Linked DNA regions of Mus musculus: region 1 is linked to region 2. The links are chromatin loops, found by intact Hi-C in ENCODE. Cell type or tissue: heart. All regions are shown on one strand.

Region 1 (8,000 bases), 280 kb before region 2:
ACCTCCAGCACCTCCACCTGTTGTATTTGTAGGACTCAGTATTCAAGGGCACTCTTCTACGGCACTCCGTGTACCAGGCCCGATGCCCAGACTGTACTGGGGTGCTCACCACCTGTGAGCTTCCTCAATCTGTATTACAAAACTTAAAGAATGGGTGCCCTGGCTCTAAACCTTTTAAAGAAGGCACTATTTCAGAATACAAGGGCTTACAAGGGGGATTTTTTTAAAGCACTCAGATTTCACACATAGTTGGGCAAACAGCGCAGCTCAATGTGTTCTTGGTTTTAAGTGACATTTAGTCCAAGGCCCTTATAAGAGCAAAAGTCCTAAAACGAAGAACAAGAAAGGGTAAAAGAAGAAATGTGGTGGTAGTAGTGGGGTGATCGGTACTAGAAAAAGTCAGCTACAATCACTGATCACACAACCGAAGACCCAACGGACTTTGGTTACTAGGATACAAGTATGAGTCTCTGGAAAGCCAAGCTCAGTGGCTCTTGGACAATTCCTTCCTTAGGACCCGTTTAGCTTACATTACCAGACACCGAAGGCGACACAACTGTAAGCATAGTTTAGAAAAGAAATGTTTGGGGCACTGTCCTGAAGATACCACGATCACAGCCACTGTCCTGTGGATGGATTCAGACCCACGATCACACGCACGAATCACGGTGACCGTGTAAGCAAGGGTACCTTCCATACCTACCGTACAATCCACCCTAAGGGAAAAATCAGGGGCCGGGAGGACAGGCCCCTTGGCAAGGGACACGCTCAGCAGGGCCCCGGCAAGATGCTCGGCCGGCCGCTGCGCTAGGTCGGTGCTCGCGAGGCCCTTCCCGCGGCCCTTCGCTGCCCGGCGTGCCCCGCGGCTCCGGCCTGGGGTCCTGCAGGGCGCGCGCGCGACGAGGCGGGGGCGTGCGGGGGGAATGGCCCGGCAGAGGGGCCCCGCGCGGGCGGTACCTGCGGGTCGATGTCGCCCACCGCGTAGTACTTGACCTCGCGGAATAGCTCCTCTGGAACTTCGGGCGCCGGCTCCGACATGATCGCGGCGGCGCGGCGGCGCCCGGCCCCGCGTCACCCGGCCCGCCGCGCCCAGCGTCGTAGCTCTGCCTACTGCCCGGCGGCACAGCCCGGCCCGCAGCCGCAGCTGCACTCGGACCCGCGCCCCCGCCCGTCCGAGGCCCGGAGCGCGGGAGCCGTGCGCGCCCTGAGGCACGTACCACCACACCAGCTCGGCAGGGGAGTATGTGGGACCCTCCCGCCTTGCGCGCCGCACAGCGCTCCTTACACCACCGCTTCGGGCATCAGTGCTGATGGTCTACAATAGTTCGTACGGCACATGGCAGCCTTGTCCCGGCCGAGTTTTCACGACCGAGAACCGAGGACACAGAGAGACTATTTCCCTCACATGGCCGCAGTGGACTAGCCAGGGGGCGGGTCCTGGGCGGGACTCCCGTCACCCCGTGCGGCCACCTGACAGCGCATGCGCCAAGGAGGCGGAGCCTCGGCACGGAAGGGGACCTGAACAATCCAGCGTTCGCTCTTCAGCTGTCGCCAGCGCTGCTGTTGGACAGCACGCGATCCGGCCCAGAGTCAGGCAGACCCTGGCTAATGGTTACTTTCCTTCGTCTGCCCCTTCCGCATCTACTGAGGTAGTTGGCGGGGAACTGATCTTCGATGAGGCAGGTTAAGAGCAAAGTAGGAGCCGGCGACATAGCTCAGCAGGCAGACATCTGCCGCCAATCTGAGTTCGATCCCTGGGACACACGTGATGGCAAGCAAGAACCGGCTCCAGCAAGTTGTTCTCTGGCCTCCACAAGCACACTGTTGCGCACACACGTACACACATTACACACACACTCTCTAAATAAATGTACATTTTTCTACGTGTATTGGAGTTTTCCCTGCATGTATGTATCTGCACCCTGTGAGTGTCTGGTGCCCACAACAGTCAGAAGGTGGCTTCAGGATCCCCTGGAACTGAAGTTACACGACACGTGGGTGTTGGGAACCAAATTTGGAGATGCTGCAAGAGAACCAAGTGTTCTGAACTGCTGAGCCGTCCAACCCTCGGTCAACATAGTTTTTAAAGGTAAACAGCAAAATCTATAAAAATTATCTTAGCAGATAATTATATTAAATATGGATGTGTAAAGTTACAGGAAACAATGACAAGCTGAAACTGCTGTGGGGCGCTCGCAGAATGACAAGTCCCGCAACTCGTGATACTGCTCTTTAATCAAGTTTTGTGTTTTCTGTGACCTTCATGCAGATAGAGTGTTGTTCTTTTTTTTTTTTAAGATGTATTTATTATTATAATATGTACGTACACTGTAGACACATCAGAAGAGGGCATCAGATCTCATTACTGATGGTTGTGAGCCACCTTGTACCTTGTGGTTTCTGGGATTTGAACTCGGCCTTTGGAAGAGCAGTCAGTGCTCTTAACCGCTGAGCCATCTCCCCAGCGCCCCCCCCTCCCCCCCGGGTGTTGATGTTCTTATAGTCTCAAACGAACTCAGAGCAGAGCCATTTTGTTTTACAGCGATCAGAAAATAAGCACCCTGTTTAAGTTGGATAAACTGAGTTCAGTTAGGTTAAAAACAAATGGCTTGGCAATTAGGATCATTTACTGCTCTAGCAAAGGACCCAGATTTGATTCCTGACATCCACACGGATGTTCACAGCCACCTATAACTTCAGTTCCAGGAGCTCCAATACCCTTCTGGTGTCTGAGACTATTACAAGCACTGGGTACTACAAGCACAGGCAAAAAGTGAATGTGAAACTAGAAAACACAGTAATGGGAGTACAGTCCCCTCTGCCATGAGAAACCAAAGGAGATGATTGAGATAGTATTTTCTTATGGCGCTTTGGAAGTCAGTAGAGTGTGTGTGCATGTGTGTTTCTATGTATGAATGATGTATGTGTATGAGAACTTCCAGCTGTCTGCACCTCCAGTTACAAGAGTTCTGAAGCCCTACACATACAAATTATGCAGGCAAACGAACTAAAAAATCTTTAATAAACTAAAAATACATTTGGATAAGTATACAGTGTTTTCATTTAGTTGTTCTGTTTAGGTGACTACACACCCAGTAAAGTTAGGTATTTTTTTAAAAAGATTTATTTATTTTATGTATATGATTACACCACCATTGCTTTCTTCAGACACACCAGAAGAGGGCATCAGACTCCCTTAGAAATAGTTGTGAGGCACCATGTGGTTGCTGGGAATTGAACTCAGGGCCTATGGAAGAGCAGTCGGTGCTCTTAACCACTGAGCCACCTCTCCAGCCCAAGTTAGGTATTACTAAGTTCAATTTAAATGTATAGGCTGCAGCCTAGCTTCTTAAACTTTATATCATGACTCCATTTGCGGATCAGAAAATAATTGGCAGCAGTAGAAGGTTTCCAAACATGCAAGGGTCAAAAATTATTTTAAAAAGTGTGGTAAATCCAAGGTGTTTCTGGTCATGCTGGCCCATGCCGCACTGTACCCCTTCACGAAGCCTTGGTTCTGAAACAACACATGCACTGTGTATTCAGGGGTCATATGATACAGGGCCAGCAGATGCTGCGGAAACACCTCAGCTCAGATTCGGGACTGCTGTCTCCCATGAATTCCAATGTTTGTACTGTACATACAGAATTTTCTGCTTGTACAGAAACATAATGGCTTAATTTCAGGAAACAAAGACTTATTTCCCAAGTAATCCATGCCTGTCAATTAAAACCAGCAACCAAACGCCTCCTCTTGTACTCAGGAAGCCCCAAACACTAATTGGCAGCCCTGAACTGTCTCATGTTGCCTGTGTCAACCTTTTTGAAAGATACATGTAAAAGGGCTGGGGGATGGGATGGGTGCATTTCACACTGCTGTGCTGGAGATGACCAGCAGAGGGCATCCACCCTAGGGCTGGAATGCATGTATGGTTGTGTACATGTAGGTGATAGAAACCAAATTTGTCCTCTGCAAGAGTAGCAAGCCATGCAAAGTATTGAGCCACCTCTCCAGCTTCCAACCCAACCCACTACTTCCTGACCTGTGCTGTCACTTTGCTTTTGACTAAAGCTTCTTTACCACTTTGCAAATGTGTATGTGTGGTTTTTTTTTTTCAATTCCTTGACTAAGATACCAAAAACACAGAAACACCCTGTCAGAGACTGACCATCAGTAGCCCCTTGAGTAGGAGAAGAACAAAGGACTTGTTCTGCCCACTCTGCCTCCAGGGCCCATCATTTCACCCCAGGCTTCTTTTCTACCCTTGCATCCATCCAGCCCTAGTGCCCCTTCATTCCCTCTGAAGATGATCCTGACCTCAGCATGCTGCTTCAGTTATGCATCCCACAGATGGACATGAAACAGGGACAGTGAGATGTGTTTTATTAATATGCCTACATCCAGAAACTAAGAAATAATATGCACCGGTGAGCCTGATTCTGATAAGAAAGCACAACAAGAGACCTACAGATGAGGGTTCTGTGTGCCAGAAGAGCTGGGGAGAGTTGGGTTGTGTGGGGGAGAGGTTCATTCCCTTTTCTTAGGTAGCAAACCTACTGTTTAAAACAGGGCTTGGTGGTGCTTACCTATAATCCCAGAACACAGAAGGTGGATGCAGAAGGGATTGAAGTTCAAGGCTAGCTCAAGCTATATACAAGGCTAGCCTTGGACAACACAAGAACCTGCCTTAAAGAAGAAATGATAGCTAACATGTAAAGGAAAACAGGAGGATGTGAATACAAGCTTCTCAAGGCACTCATTCAAGTGCTATGGCATACACATATACAGTTGAGGTGGCATTGAAAGTCATATGCTCAAAAAATTGAAGAGATTACTTTTAAAAAATTATGTAATACTATATAGCTCAAACTTTAACATGTTGTTGACATCAAACTTTTGATGTTCCTGTCCCCACCTCCTGAATCTGTGGGAGTGTACCACTACAGCTAGATCGGCTGCTGCTTATCTACAAGACCTTCCTTAATGACTAAGATTGTCAGGTGGGGCCAGGCAAGGTGATTTCCAGGTCACCCTTGTTTACATCTCGAGTTCCAGGACAGCCAGGGCTAGACATTGATCCTGTGTCAAAGAAAGAAAGAAAGAAAGAAAGAAAGAAGGGAGGGAGGGAGGGAGGGAGGGAGGGAGGGAGGGAGGGAGGGAGGGAGGGAGGGAGGGAGGGAGGGAGAAACTGTTGTGTGGCTATATGCCCATGAATCTCACTTAGAGATTTACAGGCTTAGACTTAGACAAGACTCTTCAAGGTCACAGGAATATCAACAGGACATCTTTTTGATTATAGACATGGCTCCTAAGTGAGATTTCCTTTTTGAATTTTAATTGTATTTATTTATAAAATGTACGTGCATGTTTGGTGTGTGACAAATTGGGATTCCTTTCTATTGTTCTGATAAAATGCCATAACCAAAAAGAATATATAGAAGGGAAAATGTCTTTGGGTTTACAGTTTTGAAGAGAGAATCCATAACGGCAGGGAGTCACAGCAGTAGGTAGCAGGAGTTCACAGTTCCAAGAACAAGCCAAAGCAGAGAGTAAAGAGGAAGGGAAATAGGGCTATGACGTCTCAAAGCCTGCCAGAGTGGCATTCTTCCTCCTAAAGGTTCCATAACCTCCCTAGACAGCATCATCAATGGGGGATGGAGTGTTCAAGTATGTGAACCTGTGGGAGACATTTCTCATTCAGACTGCCAGTGCACACGTAGCTCACTATGTATGTAGAGGTCAGAGATGACTCTATGTTGTTCTCTTCTTCCACCTTTGTCCATAAGTTCCAAGGATCAAACTCAAAGATCAGGGCCGTGTAGTGAGCATCTTTATCCTTTGAGCCATCTGCCTGGCTCTTTTTGTGAGAACTCTTGGTTCTTAGCCATCGGAGATAAGGGAACCCCTTTGCCTGCCATTCCTCATTTTCCTGTCATTCTATCCGGCCTCAGTTTCCTCCTCTAAGACTTTGACTACTCAATCTTAAGGACTATTAATGGCTGAAGTTCTATTTCCTGGGGGTTCCTTCTGTTGAATTGGAACATAGGGTCTACCTATTCAGAGTAAAAGTCTCCGCCTGCCTGATCTAATTAAAACAGGAAAAGTCCTTGTAGGCATAAATTTTTTGCAACTTAATTTTAATAAGGGTTCAACCTCTCCTCTAGCCCTCCACTCATCAGAGGAAGTGGAAGAGAAAAGGTATTAGGATATGGAGGAAGTAGACCTGTTCAGCAATGGTTCTTTGGGAACGAGTTTGATCTTTTTGGACAGCAGTTCAGTCCCATAACAAACACCAAATACAACTCAGCAGCTGCAGAGCAGCCCTCTAGGCAGGCAGACACCATGCATGAACCAGCAGCTGAAGTCCAGTCCTTTCAGCAAGCAGACACCAGGCAGCTGTAGTTCAATCATGAGGAAACCACCAGGCTCACCAACCAGCCAATGGTGAGGCTGTGGAGGCAAGCAAGCTGCTGCAGGAACCTTATGAGCAGTTCTTGGGTGAGTTTCTCTCAATGACAGCATTGCCACAAGTTGAGCTCAACAACAGTATGAAAGGAGAACCAATAAATGCACGTCCTTAGTGAAGAATAGTGAGGCAGAGCAAACCAAATGAAGGCTCAGTGCTCCTCTCCCACTATCTGTGGGGTCATATTTATACTCCCTCATCAAGTGTCCTTTCATGTGACTGCTATATCCACACATCCTTTCACCTGTGCCTACTTCTAGAAAACAGTCTTTTACCTGAGTGCCCCAGCAAAGCATCATTTGACATAACTAACTTTCCAAAGAACTACAAGTTTCCACTTCAGGTCCGAGCTTGGAGTTGGGAGGATCCTCATTTGGTAGTGATCTGGATGGTGTCATAATCAGAAAGCAAACCAGATAAGCAGAAAAGCATAGAGAAGATTATGCCTGATCCAAACATAAGCGCTAAAATTAGGACTTTTTACACATCCTGAGGTTGAAAGGGATCCTGATGAATCATTAGAACTGAAGGCGGTCTGATGTCACTGAGAAGACGGACACACAGCCTGGGTTAAAGGGAACACATTCAGAACACATTTTAAAAATGGCCCAGGCTTTGGCACTGTCAAAATATCAAAGGTCATTCACTCACTTTCCCAGAAAGTCTGTCTCCATTATCTTTTTTTAAAAAAAGATTTATAAAACAAGTATACAGATTTTGTTTGTTTGTTTGTTTGTTTGTTTGTATAGAATTCCATGTAGCCCACACTGGCCTCAAACTTCCCATTTAGCTGAGAATAGTCTTGAATTTCTGATCCTCCTGCCTTTACCTCCCAGGGCTGAGATTATAGGTGTGTCCCACAATGCCTAGTCTAAGCAGTGTGCTGATGTTGATCCCAGGAGCTCTGTACATGGTAGGTAAATACTCTCCCAGCTGAGCTGCTTCTTAGCCCCTGACTTCGTCATCCTAGCTTCTGATTTTACAGTGACATCCCATAAAGTGGGTGAAGTGGGGCAGACCTACAGCTTTGAAAGTGCATGAAAATAAAACTGTTGCTCTGAACTGCATTTTCATGTACTCAAACCAGCAAGTGAGATTTGTGTGCCAAATGATAGCATTTGTTTAAAATAATTGAAGTGGAGCAAGGCACCTTTAATCCCAGCACTTGAGAGGCAGAGGCAGCAAAGTTCAAGGCCAACCAGGTCTACAGAGCTAGTTTCGGAACAGTCAAGGAAGGCTATACAAAGAAATTTTGTTTCAAAAAACCAATAAACAACAACAACAATAGAAATGGTTAACTTAAACATTCATATTTTGGCACACATACTTTGTAAGTGTAATCCTTCAGCAGATTGGCCACATTTCTTTTTTGAGACAGGGTCTCAACATAGCCCAGAGTTGCTATATCTTCAGCCCAACACAATTTATGCTAGAGCTTCTGAGTTCCAGGTATACAGGAAGTACCTGCTGAATCAAGAGAGTCCTGTGCTTGGAAGGAGCTCCTCACCTACCTGTGGATGAGTCCAGACCCTG
Region 2 (8,000 bases):
CCCCAGGTCTGCTACCTCGGCACTTCTATTCCATGGGCTCAAGTGCAGCCTGCTTCTAGAATCAATGCAAGTAAAAGCAGGAATCTAATTCCACATGTGTTCTTCCCAGGCTAGGGCCTCTTCCCGACTGCTCCCTGCTTCTCCCTCTGCCTCACAAGGCTTGAGGCAGGATATGAGCCCATCAAACACCAGGCCCCAATCTGACCTCCCTGGTCCCATTGTCCTACTTTTCCTCTACAAGCGAAAATCTAGGAGCCTGTCTGCTGACCTAGAGAGTGACACAGAGAGTCACCACAGCTTGCAAGTGGTGTTGCCATCACAGATCTCCTCAAGCCCCTGATCCCAAGAGATCAATTCCCCTACCCCAACCTTCCCAACTGCAAACTCCCACTCTGCCATTCCTTGCCATCAGCCCTTGCTCCCTATGCTGTGATTTTTTTCCTGGAGAAGTGTGAATAAATGTCCACTCATCCCAGGGAGGGCAGTGACTACAGACCAAAGAAACCATTTTACTGAGTTTAGATTAGATAAACAGTGGATCTATTCAGAATAATTATATGAGTGTGGGTGACACAAAGCTCTCACCAAAGGGCCCACTGCAGGCTGCAAAGATGGCTCAATGAGTAAGGGTGTCTGCCCACCACCAAGTCTGATAATGTGAGATCAATCCCTGGGATCCACATTGTAGAGCGAACCCTCCCAAAAGTTGTCCTCTGTCCTCCACACACATGCTGTGGAAGTGAGTGTGCGTGCGCGCACACACACACACACACACGCAAAGTAGCATTTTGTTTTGGTTTTTTATGACCTATTCCAGCATGATTAAGGACTCACAGAATCTGCATCCCTGGAGCTCCTTGCATGCTTTGAAGACATCTCTGTCTCCTCTCCCCAGCAACTGCTTATAGCTTAGATGATGATCTCCACGGAGGCTCCATGAATTCCTAAGCCTCTTGAGCTTTCTGAGACTTCTGCCCCACACACAAGGCAGAGTTTCCCATTTTCAGGGCATAGCTACATAACACTCCATCAACTAAGGAGCCCGCCCCCCAAACCACTGACTTCCCAAGAAGCCTTGCCCTTTGACCCCTGTCTATCCCCACTAAGTCCACTGGGCACTTCTATTTCAGGTAGTGACCAGAATCAACCTGTTTAGGCCCCACAGCTACTGGACTTTCTCTCTCTTCCCTCTCACTTCTTCACAACCAAGAGGGGTCTGTACTGTGACAACCCTGTGACCTTCCCTCCCAGCTGCCCAGTACCTCCCGGGGATCCTCCTAATGTGCCAATGGGGCTGCAGGATGGCATGGAGTTTCCTGTGAGATCTTGTAATTCCACTCATGTCGTTCCATCCGAGGGAAGTGAAAATGCACACACAGAGCTATGCACACATCTTTACTGTGCACACACAGAGCTAAAGAGCAGACACAACTCAAATGTTCATCAGCCAGTGAAGGAACAGACAAAATACAGACTACTACACAATGGAACAAAAGAAACAAAGCACTCCTGTGCTTGGATAAATCTTGAAAGTATTATTGCTAAAAGAACCATCAAAGAGCACACAGTGAATGATTCTGTTTGCAGGAATGCTCAGAACAAGCAGCTCACAGAGGCAGACGGCAGCTTCATGGCAGCCTGAGGCTGGAAAGAGGGAAGGGGCAGCAGTAGCCCTGAAGAAGGTTCTACACCTTCTGAACCTGTGAGCAACCACGGACTGGAGGCCTTCAGTGGGAGAGCTGTACAGCATGTAAATGGGTTTCAACTCTGAAGAAGTTCATGGTTACCTGATTAACAGGTTCTGCCATTATCAAGTGTGACTCCAGAACGTAGTACAGGGACTAGAAAGATGGCTCAGTGGGTGGAAGCTGGCATTCAATACCTGGGACCCACGTGGAAGGAGAGAAGCAACCCTCCAACCACACACAATAAATAAGCGCTTAGAAACCAGAAGCAGGGTGACTAGAGATGGTTAGCAGAGTACCCAGGTGTGGTCCCAGCACCACATGGTGACTTATAACTATCTGTAGTTCCAGTCTGAGGAGATCTGTCATCTTCTGGCCACCTACATGCATGTGACACACACACATATATTTACACACACACATTAAAAATTATAAGCCTTCATAAAATAAACACTTAACAAAGCCACATAGGCTTCTGCATAGAAACACACTTAGAAATGCATACTCTCGCTGATATGTTAACCGCAGCTTGTGCTCAGTGGAGGGGAGAAGGCTGGCATGTGTGTGTCCAGGTGCATTTGTGCACATGCAAGTGGAGGTCAGGGGTAGATCTCAGCAGTCTTCCTCAATTGCTCTCCACCTCTTTTTGAAACAAGGTCTCTCTCCGAACTCAGAGCTCAGTTTTAGGTGTATGATCCAGCTACCATGCTCCAAGGGTCCTGTCTGCCTCCCTAGTACTGGGACAGACATGTACTGCTACATATGTGGCTCCTTGTGGGTTCTGAGGGATCAAACTCCGTTTCTTATTCTTAATCAGCAAACACGTTACTGACCAAGTCATTACCTCACCCCAGATATGATTCTATTTTCTGAACAGTCTACAGTGAGCAAGGGGTGAGACTACATTAAAATAGCCAATCTACTTCCTTATCTAGTCCGTTTTAAGAATTAAGTCACAAATGATCATTGGTATTATCCCAGGAAGAATGGCAGAGATATAGATAAAAAGCAATGGGTGGCTCCCAGGTAAGTTCTCAGTAGATGGAAGCACCTGCAATCAGCAAAGCTGTAATGATTAACATGAAGTGGTACAGTGAAGGGCCAAGGAGCTCCACCTCAAAAGCATCTCCCTAGCAACCCCACTCATCCTCAGGGCCAGAGAAGGGACCCCTGATCTTCCATTTCCAGTATGCATTAAAAACAAACAAAACAAACAAACAAAAACAAAAACCTAGCAGGCCTTGGGTATCATTTTTGATAGGCAGGCAGCCTCTCCAAGAGCCTCAGTTTGAACTCTTCTCTACCGTCACCCTACATTCACTGAAAGTGAGGTAAACTGCTCATGAGCCCATAGCAGCCCCCGTGGGACCCCCAGAGAACCAGGCCACAGGGTGTATCCTTCATGGTCCACAGGGCACCTTGGTCTGCATACCACAACAGCCACCAGGGTTTAAGCCCACAGCTTGCTTTGTCCCGGTGCAGATGAGCTGGTCAAGCAGCAGCAGAGGTTAGACTGCATTAATACTGGCTTGGGTAAGCAGAAGAAACAACCAAGTTGGTAACAGAGCAATTGTCTGAAGATATCAACCCCTGCCCCCAGGCAAGCATCACAAAAGCACACAAAGTATTATTAGAACCTCTTAGCCTACTTGGTAAGAATTATAACAAGAGGAAAAAAATCCGGGGGAGAGTCTGTAAAGACAAGCAAAATGGCTTGAGAAAAAGGGACTGAATTACATCTCAGTGCTCACAAGACAGATGCTTGGTGCTGGGGCGTGGGTGCAGGGTCTGGGACTGTCCCATCAAGCCAGCTTCCTGCAAGTGACTGGCATGTCTGTTCCTTAGGGCCAAGTTTCCTATGAGCGATGTGTCTGTTCCTTGGGGGCAAAATTGTGTGTATTTACACAGGTGTCGCTTTCTCAACATCTGTTTAGAGTACTTGCAGCTGATGATGGGTGGTAGAGGCAGCACCTGCTACATCCCACAGCAGAGACTCACTGCCTTTAACAATTTCCTATCAGCTGAAGCTGGGCAGGCCCTCCTGCTTTCTTGCTGTCAAAAAGGCTCCCATGTTGCTGTAATACACCATACAGTACTGATGTCCCCAACCCCCGTGTGTGTATGCCCATGAAACCTCACATGCATGGACTGGCCAGAGTGTGGAAAATGGCGAAGACCCAAGTTGCAACATTCCTTGAAGTCAAAACTGCTTCAAGCTCTTCCAAACAACGCATAGAGCCGCCTAAGAGAGGAGTGGACAGGCTGTGAGGGAAAGACAGCCAGGTCTCCACACCCGTGTCACGCTGGGAAAATGACAGCCCCCATGATCTCTGAGAAACAGCCTGCTTAGGAGGGTGACTTTGTTTTACACTTTTGGCACAAAGCCACATTCCTTACCTAAGGTCTCACACACACACAGTGCCTTTTCAGGCCTGCTCACCACCCTGTGGTTTTAGCCGGTGGCGTCTTGGCTAGGGGAGCCCTGGTCTGAGCTGTGAACCTGCAGAGCACTTGCCATTAGCAGCCAGCCCAAGCGATCCCAGGTCTTTTAAGCACTCAGGAGGGTTTGCGCTCCGGGTCCTTTCCTTCGGACCTGCGTGGACCTCATTATCTCAGAAACCGAGGTCCGGCAGCGCAATAGGGCAGCATCGGACCATCTGACTCGCTGGCCGCCCGCTCCGGTGCCCGCCCCGGCGCCTGCCCGAATAGCGCGCGCTCGAGCGCGTGCCGGGCACCAGCCCCACCCCCCCGGTGGCGTGTGCATACGTCATATGGGCCGCCCTCCTCCCATTGGCTCCGGCGGCCTCACCAGACCCCGAGCGGACAGGCGCGCGGACAGGGCGGGGCCGCTTGAAGACACGCCCCCCAGCAGGGCGCGCGGGCGGCGGATAGGCTGGGTGAGGTCACGTGGCTCCGGTGGCAGCCTGCCTTATAAGCGGAAACCGCGCGGGGCCGCGGCCGCTCCTGGGCCGTCCGGGCGCGGTACGTGTAGTGTCGTGGCGTGTACCTTCCATGCTGTGCCTGGACGCCGATGCCCAGGCTGCACGACCACGTCTGGAACTATCCAAGCGCGGGCGCTGCGAGGCCGTACAGCCTCCCGCGAGGCATGATTGCGGCGGCCGCTTGTCCGCAGGGCCCCGGAGTCCCCGAACCCGAGCACGCGCCCCGGGGCCAGCGAGCGGGAACCACAGGATGCAGCGCGCGGCCGGGCAGCTGGCACCACGACTTGGTGCAGCGGAGCCTAGTGCTCTTCTCATTTGGCGTGGTCCTGGCCCTGGTGCTCAACCTGCTGCAGATCCAGCGGAATGTCACGCTCTTCCCCGACGAGGTGATAGCCACCATCTTCTCCTCCGCCTGGTGGGTGCCCCCGTGCTGTGGCACGGCAGCGGGTGAGTGCCTTTCCTTGTTCTTGGGGTGGGGGAGGGGGATGAAGGGACACGTCAGCTGTTAAAGTCACCCTTGTTACAAGAAAAGGAGAACGGAGAGGGTAGGAAACCCCAGACGTTGGCGAGCGACAGGCGGAAGTTGGAGGGACTAGTGATGGAGATGAGGTCAGGAGATAATTGGCAGTTTAAGTGGAGGAGTCGCAGCTGTCTCGTTGAGCCAGAAGCCAGGATTGGCCGCCTGGAGAACTGGTGAGGGCAGCACCACGCAGCTATTGGCTGCCTGAGCAAACGTGCTACCTCGCTGGATAACTGAAAACAAACCATCACGTGCGCTCAAGAGGCAGTTGCCAGGGGACAGACTTCTCTGCCTTCTGCAGATTGTGGCTATCAGCCAAACCTTCTGGAACTCCGTGCCCAGTAGACTTGGGACAGGAGGAAAAAAGGAGCCTTTGGGCCTAAGCACACCTATGGTGTCACCTCTTAGGCCCAACGAAACTTGTAACAGTGCCACAGTCTTTTTTCTTTCCTTGATCATTTTGCTGCTTTTTGCCAAAAGTGTTGAGTAATTACAGTCCAACAGATCCTGCATAGTTTACAGTGTACAGCGTTGATAACCATTTGTCAAGTGTTTCTCCCCCCTCAGCCCTGCTTGTCCTTGTCCTGTCCTGTGTAGGTGGGCAGTATTTGCTCAGGTGCATCTTTCCTCCAATCTGCAGCCACAGGACAGCAGGAGCAGTGCCTGTCTGCTTTGAAGCCAGCTTTTATTGACTGCCTGCCTATGCTTTATATGCTGGGCTTGGGTGCTGTGCTGTAGCTGAGTCATGGGTTAAATGTAGGATGCAGGACACTTAACTGTTGATTTCCAAGGCTGCTTGCTCTCAGGCTCACCTGCAGCATTATGAGGGTCAGCCACATGACAGTTGTGTGCTTCTTGGTTGTTTTGGACTGGGGGTGGCCTCATTCATGCTAGGCAAATCATCTGCCACCAAACTACTATCCCCAGCATTTAAAAGTTCCTTGGGGAATAAGATGGAGATTTGAATTCTCTTTTCCTTACATATGAAACCTAAGGCTCTTTGAATTTGAAAGTTTATCTTCAACATGAAGCATCATGTTTGTGATGAAAGTTTAAGGGAACCCAGTAAACCAGTTTCTCATCTGAATATGAGGCTGGACTGGTACTGCTTTCACCACTGAGGCTGAGTGCCTGTGTTCACACTGGACAAGGTGGGACGGCAGCCTGACTGAGGTCTTGTGCCCTGTGTCCATGAGACTGCTCCCACTTGTACTGCAGACAGTCCCTCCCTTCCTGGGTTTTACTCTCTTTGTGTCTTCTGGAGTGCCCAACTTCTGCTGTCCAAATGTTTTGGAGTCCAATCTGTGTTTGTGACAGTTCCTAACTCTGAGAACCACAGAACCTTCTTTGCCCTCCACTTTACTTACATAATCCTCATTTCACACATGCGAAAACAAACTCGAGGAGACCTGTCCAGCCTCTCTCCCTTCTTGAGACCCTACCCTCCTCACAGTGTGAGACTTGTCTTCACTGGGGCCAGGTCAAGGCTGAGAAAAAGAGAGCAGTGTGGGGTGGCCTTCCCACAGCCTTTTCTTACAGGTGTATGTAAGGTAATACTTTGTGCTACAGGTGACAAACTGCCGAGGAAAATAAGTGGTTTGGATCCTACTAATAATGACCACACAAGGACTGATTTTCACCAGTGTATCCTAATCCTGTTTTGTTTTTCTTTAAACAGCTGTTGTCGGTTTACTGTATCCCTGTATTGACAGTCACCTGGGAGAACCACACAAGTTCAAGAGAGAATGGGCCAGCGTTATGCGCTGTATTGCCGTGTTCGTTGGCATCAACCACGCCAGTGCCGTATCCTCAGTTGGTGTCTGTGCAGAGGGTCATCTGGGTTGTGGCAGGGTATATTGACACTGCTCGTCCCCTCGTTCCTGAGCTTCAGAGTATGACTTGGCTTTCACGTGGCAGGAATTTTGGGGTTCCGTTCCTAGGACCTCTGTACTAAGAGTAGAAGCAGAGGTTTACTGTGGCTCAGTGGACTTTTGTCCTCTCTCTTGCCTTCTACCCCACTGATGTGCTCTGTGGTAGTGAGAGCCCTGTCCCTGTTCTCTGTCACAGGAGCCCAAGGCTGGTCAGGAGGTCCCTGCGGGCTTCTACTTTCCATAGCTGACATTTTGCCCTTCGTGTAGGCTGCTGTGGTTTTATGCATTTTCTATGAAAATGACCAATTTGATGGTAAACTCTTCAAATGCTAAGTTTCTAGAGCAACTTAGAGTAAAAGATCTTGTGAAGTTGTGTCTGCACTTGGGGCCTTCCTTTCCTGCCAGCCAGCTCTGAGAGTGCTCACTGACAAGCACTGAATCAACTTACCTACTACCTAGGGGACACAGAGACAACATGGAGACAGTGCCCGCCTGTCTCCACTCACTGAAAAGTAAAGGAGGGAGGAGAGCATTCTTAGCAATCTCCCAGCTGTCAGAAAGTTTACTATTAGAAGCCAGCGCTCTGACTGGTCCTCACTGGGGGTCTTGGGATTGGTCATGTACCATCATTAGAAGCAGACAGTTACTATATAGTGATACACCCTGTACGTAATTCTGGGGTTTAGGGGTTTTTTTTCTTATGATAAATTATAAAATGCTTCCTTAACTTTTGGATCACTAGAAATTAGATTTTGCCAATAATGTCCAGCTGTCCTTGACTTTAGCAGCCCTCTCTTTGGGTTTGTGGTGGACATTTGATCGTTCCCGAAGCGGCCTTGGGCTTGGGATTACCATCGCCTTCCTAGCTACGCTGATCACTCAGTTTCTTGTGTATAATGGTGTCTACCAGTAAGTTCGAATTTAGAATATTACTTTGGTTTTATAACACCTGTTAAAATGTAAATGTTTTTTATGAAAATCT

The links. Hi-C counts contacts between places; a loop is a spot of excess contacts. Peaks named below come from ENCODE experiments on the same cell type or tissue, not always from the same donor. Only the 100,000 strongest peaks of a DNase experiment are listed, where the experiment ranks them.
Region 1: it touches region 2 in a loop (3-fold over the local background); 20 of 42 quality-filtered maps call a loop at or near these places.

What each region holds. Positions count from the first base shown.
Region 1 is chr5:27,790,242-27,798,241 of GRCm38, forward strand. Paxip1 (PAX interacting (with transcription-activation domain) protein 1) reads right to left here and starts at 1,309. Exons shown (of 21, transcript NM_018878.3): 1 at 958-1,309. The coding sequence starts at 1,038. In heart, a CTCF peak has its summit at 3,899 (motif pointing right); DNase peaks (open chromatin) are centred at 910, 1,490 and 3,890; H3K4me3 peaks cover 2,472 bases; H3K27ac peaks cover 2,203 bases.
Region 2 is chr5:28,066,722-28,074,721 of GRCm38, forward strand. Insig1 (insulin induced gene 1) reads left to right here and starts at 4,691. Exons shown (of 5, transcript NM_153526.5): 1 at 4,691-5,074; 2 at 6,826-6,950; 3 at 7,761-7,927. The coding sequence starts at 4,717. The region is part of intron 1 of Gm35223 (a long non-coding RNA gene); the gene reads right to left. In heart, no CTCF peak of the experiment used is centred here; DNase peaks (open chromatin) are centred at 4,540 and 5,290; H3K4me3 peaks cover 3,302 bases; H3K27ac peaks cover 3,572 bases.